4 separate regions of the Homo sapiens genome follow, and all the other regions are linked to region 2. The links are chromatin contacts, found by Hi-C or POLR2A ChIA-PET in ENCODE. All regions are on one chromosome and are shown on one strand. The core of a region is the stretch at or near the end of the contact, and the rest is flanking DNA. Distances in the headings are between cores, read along the strand shown. Region 1 holds the start of ACVR2B (activin A receptor type 2B). Region 2 holds the start of SCN11A (sodium voltage-gated channel alpha subunit 11). Region 3 holds the start of XYLB (xylulokinase). Region 4 holds the start of ACAA1 (acetyl-CoA acyltransferase 1).

What was found. Hi-C counts contacts between places; a loop is a spot of excess contacts on that map. ChIA-PET counts read pairs that join two places held with the same protein, here RNA polymerase II (POLR2A). Pooled maps may share reads with other maps.
Region 1: a map of ascending aorta shows a loop between it and region 2 (4-fold over the local background). The contact joins the promoter of ACVR2B here to the promoter of SCN11A in region 2. A Hi-C loop is called at or near these places in 2 of 168 maps with a recorded cell type or tissue (ascending aorta and sigmoid colon) and 9 of 50 pooled maps.
Region 3: a pooled map shows a loop between it and region 2 (7-fold over the local background). The contact joins the promoter of XYLB here to the promoter of SCN11A in region 2. A Hi-C loop is called at or near these places in 1 of 37 single-sample maps with no recorded cell type and 9 of 50 pooled maps. POLR2A ChIA-PET finds 5 or more read pairs at or near these places in 1 of 52 experiments (naive thymus-derived CD8-positive, alpha-beta T cell).
Region 4: a map of CD8-positive, alpha-beta T cell shows a loop between it and region 2 (4-fold over the local background). The contact joins the promoter of ACAA1 here to the promoter of SCN11A in region 2. A Hi-C loop is called at or near these places in 4 of 168 maps with a recorded cell type or tissue (CD8-positive, alpha-beta T cell and naive thymus-derived CD4-positive, alpha-beta T cell), 2 of 37 single-sample maps with no recorded cell type and 13 of 50 pooled maps.

What each region holds. Positions count from the first base shown.
Region 1 is chr3:38,452,602-38,455,301 of GRCh38, reverse strand. It overlaps ACVR2B (activin A receptor type 2B), which reads right to left and starts at 1,412. Exons shown (of 11, transcript NM_001106.4): 1 at 928-1,412. The coding sequence starts at 979. ACVR2B-AS1 (ACVR2B antisense RNA 1) reads left to right here and starts at 482. Exons shown (of 2, transcript NR_028389.1): 1 at 482-799; 2 at 2,077-2,700. It also overlaps a transcript of XYLB not described here. RefSeq lists enhancers at 1-142, 143-726, 1,331-1,830 and silencers at 733-1,012, 1,433-1,552, 1,563-1,612.
Region 2 is chr3:39,050,616-39,053,315 of GRCh38, reverse strand. It overlaps SCN11A (sodium voltage-gated channel alpha subunit 11), which reads left to right and starts at 1,372. Exons shown (of 30, transcript NM_001349253.2): 1 at 1,372-1,455. WDR48 (WD repeat domain 48) reads right to left here and starts at 1,300. Exons shown (of 19, transcript NM_020839.4): 1 at 1,243-1,300. The coding sequence starts at 1,290. RefSeq lists a silencer at 1,097-1,196 and enhancers at 1,237-1,426, 1,447-1,496, 1,507-1,596, 1,267-2,139.
Region 3 is chr3:38,345,442-38,348,141 of GRCh38, reverse strand. It overlaps XYLB (xylulokinase), which reads right to left and starts at 1,357. Exons shown (of 19, transcript NM_005108.4): 1 at 1,217-1,357. The coding sequence starts at 1,273. RefSeq lists enhancers at 1-748, 749-1,580 and silencers at 881-940, 951-1,190.
Region 4 is chr3:38,135,863-38,138,562 of GRCh38, reverse strand. ACAA1 (acetyl-CoA acyltransferase 1) reads left to right here and starts at 1,436. Exons shown (of 12, transcript NM_001607.4): 1 at 1,436-1,698; 2 at 1,878-1,971. The coding sequence starts at 1,528. RefSeq lists enhancers at 1-218, 1-321.

The sequences.
Region 1 (2,700 bases), core at 163-2,662, 600 kb after region 2:
CAGGACTGGCCAGGGGACGTCCCGGCGCGCCCGCCGGGGTTAGGCGCACCCCGGCACCACTGAGAGAGGGAAATCGGTGCTTGGACCGTAGGAGAAACAAGCTTTCCAGGCGGAACTCCGCTTGTTTACGCCCGCGCCCACATACCCCCAAACACACATGCGCTGGCCGAACACCTCCAGCCACACGCCCGCAGCCGCGGGCGAGCTGAGCGCTGGTCACCCACCCCGCCACGTGCCTCCTGGAGGCCCGAAGGAAGAGGGACCTGTTGGGTTTTCCATCTTACCCACCCCCTCCCCTCCCAAGTGCCCAAACAAAGCGGTCCCGCGAAGCGACCACACTCCGCATCCCGGGGCCAACGGCAGGGAAAGAGGGAGCAGGTGGGAGCCAGCACCAACAGCCCGCCGGGCCGGTAACGCGACGCAGACTGGTGGCAAGAGATGCAGGGGACTTTGGGCTGCGTGAAGCCGCCCCCTTCGCTTCGCTACACTTAGTGACTCTGAGGGACATGCAACCCTCCCCGCATGCTGCTGCTGCTGCTGCACCTACAATCCTGCCACCCCCAATGAGATCTGCCCACCCCTCTTGGCCGCCTTCCCCACGCTCAGGTTTTCCTCACTCTTTCCCTGGGTTCCACGCGCCCGCGTAGCCCGAACTCCGACCCTGAGGCTCCGCGTCCCGGCCCCCATCGCAGGGGCGCCTCTAGGAACCAGAATCCCGCAGATGACTGCACAGACAAGATCGTGCCCCCAAGTTCGGCGAGCCGGGCGCCCACCGCGCCCCCAGCCCACGCCCCCGGAGGTGAGGGCTGAATACAGGTGGTGCGGCGACGAGGCCCCGGGCCCGCCCTTTGTTGGTAAACACCGCGCGGCGCCAGAGGCCAGCCCCGCGCGCCCTCTCGGCGTCCCCGCGCCGCGCCCAGTTCTTACCGGCGCACAGCGATCCCCAGAGGAGGGCGAGGGCCACCCAGGGCGCCGTCATGTTCCGCGGCGCCGCCCCGCGCACACCCGGAGCCCGCGGGCAGGGCCGCACGGCGCTCCCGGGGCGCGCAGGGCCAGGCGGCGGCTGCGCTCTCCTTCCCGCTCCTTCCTTCGGTCTCGTTCCCTGCGCGCTTCCTGCGCCTTCGTCCCCGAGCAGCGTTCGGGCTCCAAGGGCCGGTCGGCGGGGCCGGGCTCAGGGCCGCTGCGGGCGGCGCAGGCTGCGGCCCGGGCTCCGGGGCGACGCGGGGGCCGGGGGGCGGCGGCGGGGCACGGGCCGGGGCGCGCCCGACTCAGGCATAGCGCGGCGGGGCTGGGCCCGGGCCCCGGGCGCAGGGGCCGAGTCCGGAGGGGCCATGAACGGGGGGAGGGGTGGGGGGGAGGGGAGCTGAACCGAGTCCAAAATGGCTCCTGAGCGGCGGCCACGGAGCCGAGCCAGCGGGGAAACCCGGATGTTGGATACAAAGAGGCGGGCGGGCTGGGCGGGGAGGGGGAGGGGAGGCGGGCCCTCCGGCCGCGTGGTCCGCGCCCCCCTGAGGGGCGGGGCCCCAGAGAAACAACAACACGGAGGCCCCGCCCCCATCCCGCGCCCTGTGGGAGGACGCGCGTGCACCAACTTGCTGGAGGACAGGGCGGGGCGCGCGGACGGAGGTGGCGGGAATGGGCTCCTGACCACTTTGCCCGGGAGCCTGTGGCCACTGCACTCGCAATTAGTGCCCCGCACGCTCGAGCCCAAGCTCCTGACACATGCTGCCCTACAACCCCGGAATGAGTGGATAGTCCCGGGACTCTGGCCCAGACGCCTCTGTGCCTTGGATTCCCCACCTGTGCAATGGGGGTGACAGTGAACCGTGGGAAAGTCGGATCTCTACTGATGGGCGAATTAAGTGGCAGAAAGAGGCTGACTTCCCTGAATTGACAAGCAGTCTCCCGTCTGCAATCCCTTGCCACACACTCAAAGGCACAGCTAGGGCGGGGAGTGGTCATTTAAACCCAACCAAGTGAGGGAGCGGGCAGAGTCCCGCCCCTCTAAGCCCAGCAGGTGGAAAAGGGCCTCTGGCAACCTGCTGGCCCTCCCTAATCCTATCTTGTCTTCTGCAGTTCCTGCGCCACCCACAGCGGCCCTGAGCTTCAATCTGCACTTTCAAAACTTCCCAGTTGCCTCCAGAGCCCTGCAGTTGAAGATCTTGTCTAGCACATGGTTTTGCTGTTTTCCTCACCCCGAACTCCCTCCTTGGAGGGCCATCGTTCTCTGTCTCAGATTCCACCCTCCTTATCACACAACTAGAGCTTCGGAGGAACGTGATGGGGCTCCCAACTAAGGAGGGAAAGACCATCATAGCTCAGGGATGAGGCTCCGAGATCCTCAGATAACATTAATTGTCCTCTGTCTTCTCTTGACTTGGCACATCCTTGCTTGGAGCAGGGCAGGAGCAGCTGAAAGGGAGGTGGCACCTGGAGGTCTCAGTCATTTCACTTCTCTGAGCCTCAGTTTTCCCATATGCAAAGTGAAGAGGTACACTCCCTCAGGGTTTTGCATCTTCTTAATGGCAGAAACCTAGTCAAACAAAATATTATGTAAATGTTCACTATAGGCAGGGCGAGGTGGCTCAAACCTGTAATTCCAGCACTTTTAGAGGCCCAGGAGGCTCTTGAGGTCAGGAGTTCGAGACCAGCCTGACCAACATGGCAAAAACCTGTCTCTACTAAATAATACAAAAATTA
Region 2 (2,700 bases), core at 123-2,622:
ACTGAAGGACCCCTTCATCTAACTACCTTTATCTGACACTTGATTTCAACCCGCAGAACTCCATATAATGCTGTGTTTTATAAAGAAAGCCTAGGTGTTAATTATTTCTACACCCTTTCAATCCCTTTTCCCCTTTGGGGGCCACCCTAAGTGCTAGGTAAATGTTTAATGAATAAATGCACCAAACTGCCACTACCACATACAATATACCTGCAGGCAAACACCTGTAAGAGGGCTTTTATTCCCTGCATCACTGAAAATATTAAGTGGCAATAACTATTTTTTAATATTATTATTATACTTTAAGTTCTAGGATATATGTGCACAACGTGCAGGTTTGTTACATAGGTATACGTGTGCCATGCTGGTTTGCTGTACCCATCAACTCGTCATTTACATTAGGTATTTCTCCTAATGCTATCCCTCCCCTAGCGCCCCCAGCCCCCGACAGGCCCCGGTGTGTGATGTTCCCCGAAGTGGCAGTAACTCTTAAGCGTAACCGCAAACAAAAGTGAATTCACAAAGGCATAAGGCACAAGACACACACGGTAAGATTAGACAACTCTTTACCACATGGACAATAAATTACACAAACAATAAAGACAGATTCAGCGATGCACACTTAAGATGAAGAAATGGTGAAGAGGAACTTAAATACCAAAACAATTAAAATTATAATTTCCCCACGCACATTCTTATGTCACTTAAACCTACCCAGGGGACAGCTCCCACATAAGAGAGGGCTGGGGGCTCCCAAGTGCGGAATCCTCAGCAGAAACCCCGCAGGGCCGTTGGCGCTCCGCCGCCTCGCCACGCCCCCGCACAAGCCGCTCACTCCTCCAACGCCCACCCCCCTGGGAAACCCCTGGAGGCCTCGGCTCCGACGCAGCGAGGGCAGAGCGCTTCGAAGAAAGACAGGGCAAGGGGGAGGCAAGTGGGCGGGGAACGAGCCTATCCCGACCCCGCAAGTCCACTCCTACAGAAGAGCGGCGACAAGCAATCCCGGGCTCAGAATGCCGCCCACGAGGGTCCCGGGCCTGGGCCCCAAGGGCCAAGCAAGCCGACCCCCGCCCCTTCCTCAAGCCGTTAGCGCCGCGGCCCCACCCCTCGTGGCCGGCCGCGCCCCGCCCCGTTCGCCCCATGCCGCTACCCCAGCTGGTCGTGGCGCCGGGCACCTTCTAGCTGGAGTGGGCCCGGAGCTGCCGGCCGCGTCCGGAAGACCGAGGAACCGGGCTTCCATACCTGCACTTTCCTCCGCCCTGCTGTGTTCTGCCGGTGATGGGCCGCCATCTTGCATGTTGACACTCCGACGTCACTTCCGGAGGTGGCTCAGAGCGGGAGGATGTCCTGCCCCTTTCCCTTTGGCCAAGGGTTAGTGGCGGGGCTGAAGGTAAACAGGCTGTTGTGTTTCCTCGGTGCTGTTAGTTGCTGTGTGGCCGGTAGCCATGTGATGAGGTAGATGCACCTAAAAACAAAACCACTGTGCAAGTATAATGCTGATGGGGAGAGAGCCACTTTTCAGGGCTGAGGGAGCAACACGAATTCACTTGTGTGGTCCTAGACCCTGGCTTGCGCTCTTTTCCGCGCCCTCCCCGAGAGGCCCAAGCAAAACGAAAGCACTGAAAGAATTAACAGTGCTAGACATGGCGCTGGACCATCTCCTGACCTTTCCTAGGCAGGCAGGAGAACCAAGTGAACCAAGTGATTTACTGTTAAGTACCTAAAAATGCGGAGAATTATGTCGTGGCCTCAAAGGGGGAGAGATAGAAGTCCTTGCAAAGGAGGTGGCCTCCATCTTCAGGGGGAGCAAAGAATCCGTTTAAATTAAAAGGATAAAAAGTGGGGCCATAAAAGAACGAGATCATGTCCTTTGTAGGGACATGATGGAGCTGGAGGCCCTTATCCTTAAGCAAACTAACAAAGGAACAGAAAACCAAATACCGCACGTTCTCACTTATAAGTGGGAGCTAAATGATGAGAACACATGGACACAAAAGAGGGGGACAACACACACTGGGGCCTTTCGGAGGGTGGAGGGTGGGAGGAGGGCGAGGATCAGGAAAAATAACTAATGGGTACTAGGCTTAATACCTGGGTGACAAAATAGCCTGTACAACAAACACCCGTGACACAAGTTTACCTATATAACAAACCTGCACTTGTACCCCTGAACTTAAAAGTTTAAAAAAAAAAAACAAGACAAAAAGATGTTATAGGAAGGCGAAAACGGTACACCAGCTAAAATTGTTCCCAGAGACAATTCTAGTTTAAATCATCTCTTATACTGGAACAGTTAGGTTTGACTTAAGGTGGTTTTCCTGACCACTAATTATAAGAGCTGAGGGTGATCAGACCCTCTCTAGTGAAAGTGAATCCTATAGAACTACACTGTGGGATATAGCATATGATGTATCTGCTAGTCATTTGTGGCTCTTGAGCACTTGAAATATAGCTAGTTCCAGTTGAGATATGTAATTGTAAACTACCCCCAAATTTCAAAGACTAGTTTGAAGAAAAGAATGTAAAATATCTCATTAATAATTTTTTGTATTGATTTCATGTTGAAATGATGTTTGGGGGTATATTAGGCTAAATAAAATTTATTAATTTTGTCATGGATATTAGAATATTTAAAATTACATATGTGGTCACAAATTTCTGTTGCATAGTGCTAGTATATAAGTAATGCTTAGAAAAGTT
Region 3 (2,700 bases), core at 108-2,607, 710 kb after region 2:
CCAGGCAAGGCCATGGGCTATTCTCACAGGCCATGATTGTGGTCCAGAGACATTAATGTCCCACTGAAGCAATCTCCAAGCTTGGGAGTATAACTCCTTTCCTGGACAGATGGGAAAACTGAGGTCCAGCAAGGCAACTCGAGTCATCCAGAGTCCCACAGGACGTTCCCCCAAGGACTGGCCAGAGGCCTGCCTCCCTTGACCCATTCGAGAAGAGGGGTTTGACTGCAACTGTGTATATTTCCCAAGTACTTTAAAGGAAAAGGTGCCCCCGGTCACCCCATGCCCTCTTTGAAGGCAAATTTTGATTTGCTTGCCTGTCTGCAGGGCGTTGGCAGCAGCACACTGCTCCTCTGGCCAGCAGTCCTGGGTGCACAGACCAGGCAAGCTGGTGTCAACGAAGGGCGGTCACAGGGTAAAGTCCACTTGTACACTATGCATTTCACTTTTTTCTTTTTTTTTTTTTGAGACAGGGTCCCGTTCTGTCGCCCAGGCTGGAGACCGGTGACGCCATCTTAGCTCACTGCAATCTCCACCTCCTGGGCTCAAGCGATCCGCTTCAGCCTCCAGAAAAACTGGGACTACAGGTGTGCTCCACCATGCCCGGCTAATTTTTGTATTTTCTGGTAGAGACCGGGGTTTCTCCATATTGCCCAGGCTGGTCTCGAACTCCTGGGCTCAAGCGATCCACTCGCCTCGGCCTCCCAAAGTGCTGGGATTACCGGCAAGAGCCACCAGGCCTGGGCCATTTCAATTTTTAAAAAAAGGTTTTGGGCTATAATCTGCTTCCAGGTCACTGGTTGTGCATGTGCGCAGGGCTACCCGCCTGTCTGTTCCCCTGCCTTACAGTAGCTGACTTCCTTCGGATCCCCGTCACTGGGTGCCCAGAACAGCGCAGGAACCCGCCGAGTCCTCCGGCCCCTCTGGGCACCGGGGGTCCTGCCGAGGAGCGCCTGCAGTTTCCTGGGGTAGCTGGGTCCAGGCGGGGTCGAGGCCGCATCTTGCGAGCGGGTGGCATTGGCAGGGCATCTCCGGGCGAGGGCACCGGCGCCCCACGGCCGCGCGCAGGGCAGGGGCGCGGGGGCCCCGGGAAGCCCGAGAGGTAGGCGCGCCCGCGGCCGGGCCCATGTTTTCCCGCGTCCGGGTGACAGCCCGCCCCCTACCCCCACCGAAGCGGAGGAGGCGGCCCCGTGGCCCTGCGGCCAGGCGACTGTACCTGCTGCGTGCTGAAGTCCCAGCCCAGGCAGCAGCGGCGAGGGGCGTGCTCCGCCATGGCCTTTCGGGTAAGGCTGCGCGTCCGTCAGTCCGTCCGTCCGCCACGCGGCGTGATAGTCGCCGCGCTCCAGCGCCCAGAGACGCAGGGGCCCGCCCCTAGCTCCGCCCGGCCGGACTGTGGACCGGAGTCACGAGGCGGGCTTGCGCTCTGGCGCCGCCTGCGGGGCTACGCGAGCCGGGACCGCGTCCTGTGCAATCGACGGTGCCCCCACGCAGCCCGCTTTCCTTCGAAGCGCACCCCCTCTGGTTCTCCCCATCTTCATCTTATGTCTTCATGGGCCGTGCCCTGACACCGCCTGGCTTCCCTTAGAGGACGCCTGGGCCAGAGGTTTCAGCTATAAGCCGGCTTGTCTTTCAGAGGGAGCCTGCCTGTCCTTCTGGAGGCCCTGGGCCTGCCGTCCTCTGTGGCTGTATCTTGGCACTGGAGCAGCTGTCCACCCATGGTGGTGACTCAGGGGCCACAGGGAAATGGGCCCTGGGGTTGGAAGCACTGAGTCCTGACAAGCCCTATCCAGATCCAGCAAATCTGAATGGTTCCCAGTGTGTCACATCCCACCTGTGTATTTAAACTCAGCGGCTCCTGATGCCCCCACGGGGAGACACTCCTTCCTGGAGTCAATTGGTATTGATGGTCTAATGTGTGCCAGGCATGGTAAAGGGGAATGAGAACCAGAGTCAGACCCACTCCTTTTATTCATGGAGCTGAGGGCGCCTGTCCCACCAGCTACATCCTTCCCGTCCCTAAGACTAACTGCTTTCCAGAATTCCTCCCCAAACCCAGCATGTGAGAGGCTCCTCCTACGAACTTCCCAGCCCACCAGTGCCCTTTTCATGCACTTGCAATGGTCTGTCTCCCTTGCTGAACTTGAGCTGCTTGGAGTCTACATGGGATCCTCTTCACTGCTAGAACAAGAAGGGGCCAACATACTTGTCCTCCAAGACATTCACAGCTTATTGGGGACTCAGCCCCTCCAGCAGTCACCACCTGTGACAATAGACAAATACTGGATACTAGCTAGATCAGAAACAATTATGCAACCTGCTGAGCACATTTAATCGTCACAATGATGCTGGGAAGTAGGTACTATTATCTCCACTTTTAAAAAATTTTAAATAAAGGTATCTAAGTATCTAATCTAATTAAGATTAGATTACTGCATTTTAATCTAATCTTAACTGCTTGATGACTTTTTTTTTTTTTTTTGACAGAGTTTCACTCCTGTCACCCAGGCTGGAGTGCAGTGGCGTGATCTCCGGTCACTGCAACCTCCACCTCCCTGGTTCAACTGATTCTTCTGCCTCAGCCTCCCATGTAGCTGGGATTACAGGCGCACACCACCGCACCCAGCTAATTTTTTTTTTTTTTTGAAACGGAGTTTCACTCTTGTTGCCCAGGCTGGAGTGCAATGGCGTGATTTCAGCTCA
Region 4 (2,700 bases), core at 187-2,686, 910 kb after region 2:
AGCAAAAGTGCGGAGGCGGGGGTGCCCACCTCTACCCTTGAGGTCTCGAGGCGGGTGATGTGGGGGGCGTAAGAAGTAGGAATCTGCCTTTTGAGATCTGGAGAGGTCCACGGCACCGCCCTCGAGGGTCTGGTGATGGTGCTAGTAGGTTGGCGGCGGAGTGAGGACGACCCTCCTTCGGGGGTTGTAGGAAACGGGCCTTGCTTTTTGGGATCTGGTGGAGCCACAGTTCTTCCACGGAGGAATCTGAGGGGTTCATACGGTCCTGCCCTCGAGGATGGCGAGGAGGGGACAAGTGGGAAGGCACCAGCTCTGCCCTCCACTGTCTCTGGGGAACACGCAATCCTGCCAGTAGGGGTATGGGAAGACCCCTGCTGTGCTCCCCGAGGTGGGAGTGGGAAACGGACAGCTGCCTTCTGGAGCCTGAGGCATGCCGTGGCCCTGCCCTCGAAATGGTTGGGGACGTCATGACACTAGGTTGGGGAGCACAAGGCACCCTGTCCTTTGGTGTCTGTGGAAAGCCCAGCACTACTCTCCAGGGTCTCAGGTGAAGACATGGCCCTGCTATTGGGAGTCAAGGGGGCACGTGGCCTTGCCCTTTAGGTTTAGGGACACAGTCCTGACCTGGGGAGCCCTGGTTCATTCATTTACTCATTCGACAAGTACTTATTGATCATCTACTAAGTGTCAAGGGTGTCGCAGGCTCCCCGGATACATGGTACCTCTCTGCCTTGGTGGAGACCCCAGCCTAGCACGGGAAATGGGCACTAATAAAATCATTCCAATTGGGTGTAAAACTGGTAAAAGTGTGAAATGTTCATTCTCCAGTTAGAGAGCTTGTCACACCCCGCATGTCTGTAAAATCTGTTCTCCCGGCCAGCCCGGAAGCCCAAATTCCCTGTCTTCTCGAAAGAATGGGAAAGCCCAACCACGTCGGAGCAGGACTCGGGCGTCTCGGAAGTATTTAGGTCCCCCAGCTCGGGTACTGGGACCGGAGGGATAGCAGAGCCTCCTAGGAAGTGGGTAGAGGAATTAGAGCCTCGGCTTCCATCTCCAGCCCCCAAGCAGTAAGCGGTCCTGGCTGCCCAGCCTTCCGTTTGGCTGCGGGCAGGAGACAGGGATTTGGGGGTCAGGTCTCGGGTTTGGCTACAAAAGGTGGAAAGACTTCCGGTCTGCATTTCTGGGCGGGGATTCGTAAAGATACACCTTCTGGTTGGCTGCGGTAGGCCAAGGTAGGCGGGGCATTGAGTGGAAAGCTCGGCTGGGCGGTGCCTGTGGGCCCTCCTATAGAGGGCTTGGTAGGCGGTGGCGGGGAGGGGCGGGTTCCCAGGCCGACTCTCCTTGTGGTTGGCTGAGGCTGGAGGTGGACGGGACTTTTGGAGGGTCGCTCGCGTCTGTTCGCAGAGCTGTGGGCGGAGTTGAGGCCTTGGAGGCTGAGATGTGGTTCTGCGCGTGTGCGGACGGCTGTCTGTTAACTCCGCGGTCAGTTCCCGGACTGGTGGCTGGTCTGCAGGGTTGACCTGCGCAATGCAGAGGCTGCAGGTAGTGCTGGGCCACCTGAGGGGTCCGGCCGATTCCGGCTGGATGCCGCAGGCCGCGCCTTGCCTGAGCGGTGCCCCGCAGGCCTCGGCCGCGGACGTGGTGGTGGTGCACGGGCGGCGCACGGCCATCTGCCGGGCGGGCCGCGGCGGCTTCAAGGTGAGGCCCGAGGGTCTGGGCGCCGAGTGTGGGAAGACGCCGGCGCGGGCTGGGGTCCGGTTCGTATGTTTGGTTATCCTGGACGCCGGAGGCAGCTCCGCACCCAGCTGTGGTCGCTTTGTCTCCCTGGGGTGGGCATGGGGGAGTGGGGGTCACTGCGGCTGCTCTTTCTGCTGCAGGACACCACCCCCGACGAGCTTCTCTCGGCAGTCATGACCGCGGTTCTCAAGGACGTGAATCTGAGGCCGGAACAGCTGGGGGACATCTGTGTCGGTGAGCGAACCACTCAGGCCCTGCGCTGGGCCTTCCCCGTTCTTCCGTTCGTCCAGAGCTCTCCTCACCTCCCCGCCCCGAATTTTCACTGGGGGAACCTCCATGGCCTTGACCTTTGAAGGGGTCCTGCCCCTTCACACCTGTGGGTATTTCTCGTCAGATGGGAGGAGAGACTGAGAAAAGAAATAAGACGCAGAGACAAAGTGTAGAGTGGGCCCAGGTGACCGGCATCGGTCTCCGAGTTCCCTCAGTATTTATTGATTACTATTTTCACTATCTCGGCAAGGGGAGTGCGGCAGTGTGGGGGAAAGGAAGAGAGATCAGACTGTTACTGTGTCTGTGTAGAAAAGGAAGACAGAAGAAACTCCATTTTGATCTGTACTAAGAAAAATTTTTCTGCCTTGAGATGCTGTTAATCTGTAGCCTTAGCCCCAACCCTGTGCTCACAGAAACATGTGCTGTATTGAATCAAGGTTTGAGGGATTTAGGGCTGTGCAGGATGTGGCTTGTTAACCATTTGTTTGCAGGCAGTATGCTTGGTAAAAGTCATCGCCATTCTCCATTCTCGATTAACCAGGTACACAGTGCACTGCGAAAGGCCGCAGGGACCTCTGCCCAAGAAAGCCTGGGTATTGTCCAGGTTTCCCCCCACTGAGATTGTCTGAGATATGGCCTAGTGGGAAGGGAAAGACCTTACAGTCCCCCAGCCCGACACCCGTAAAGGGTCTG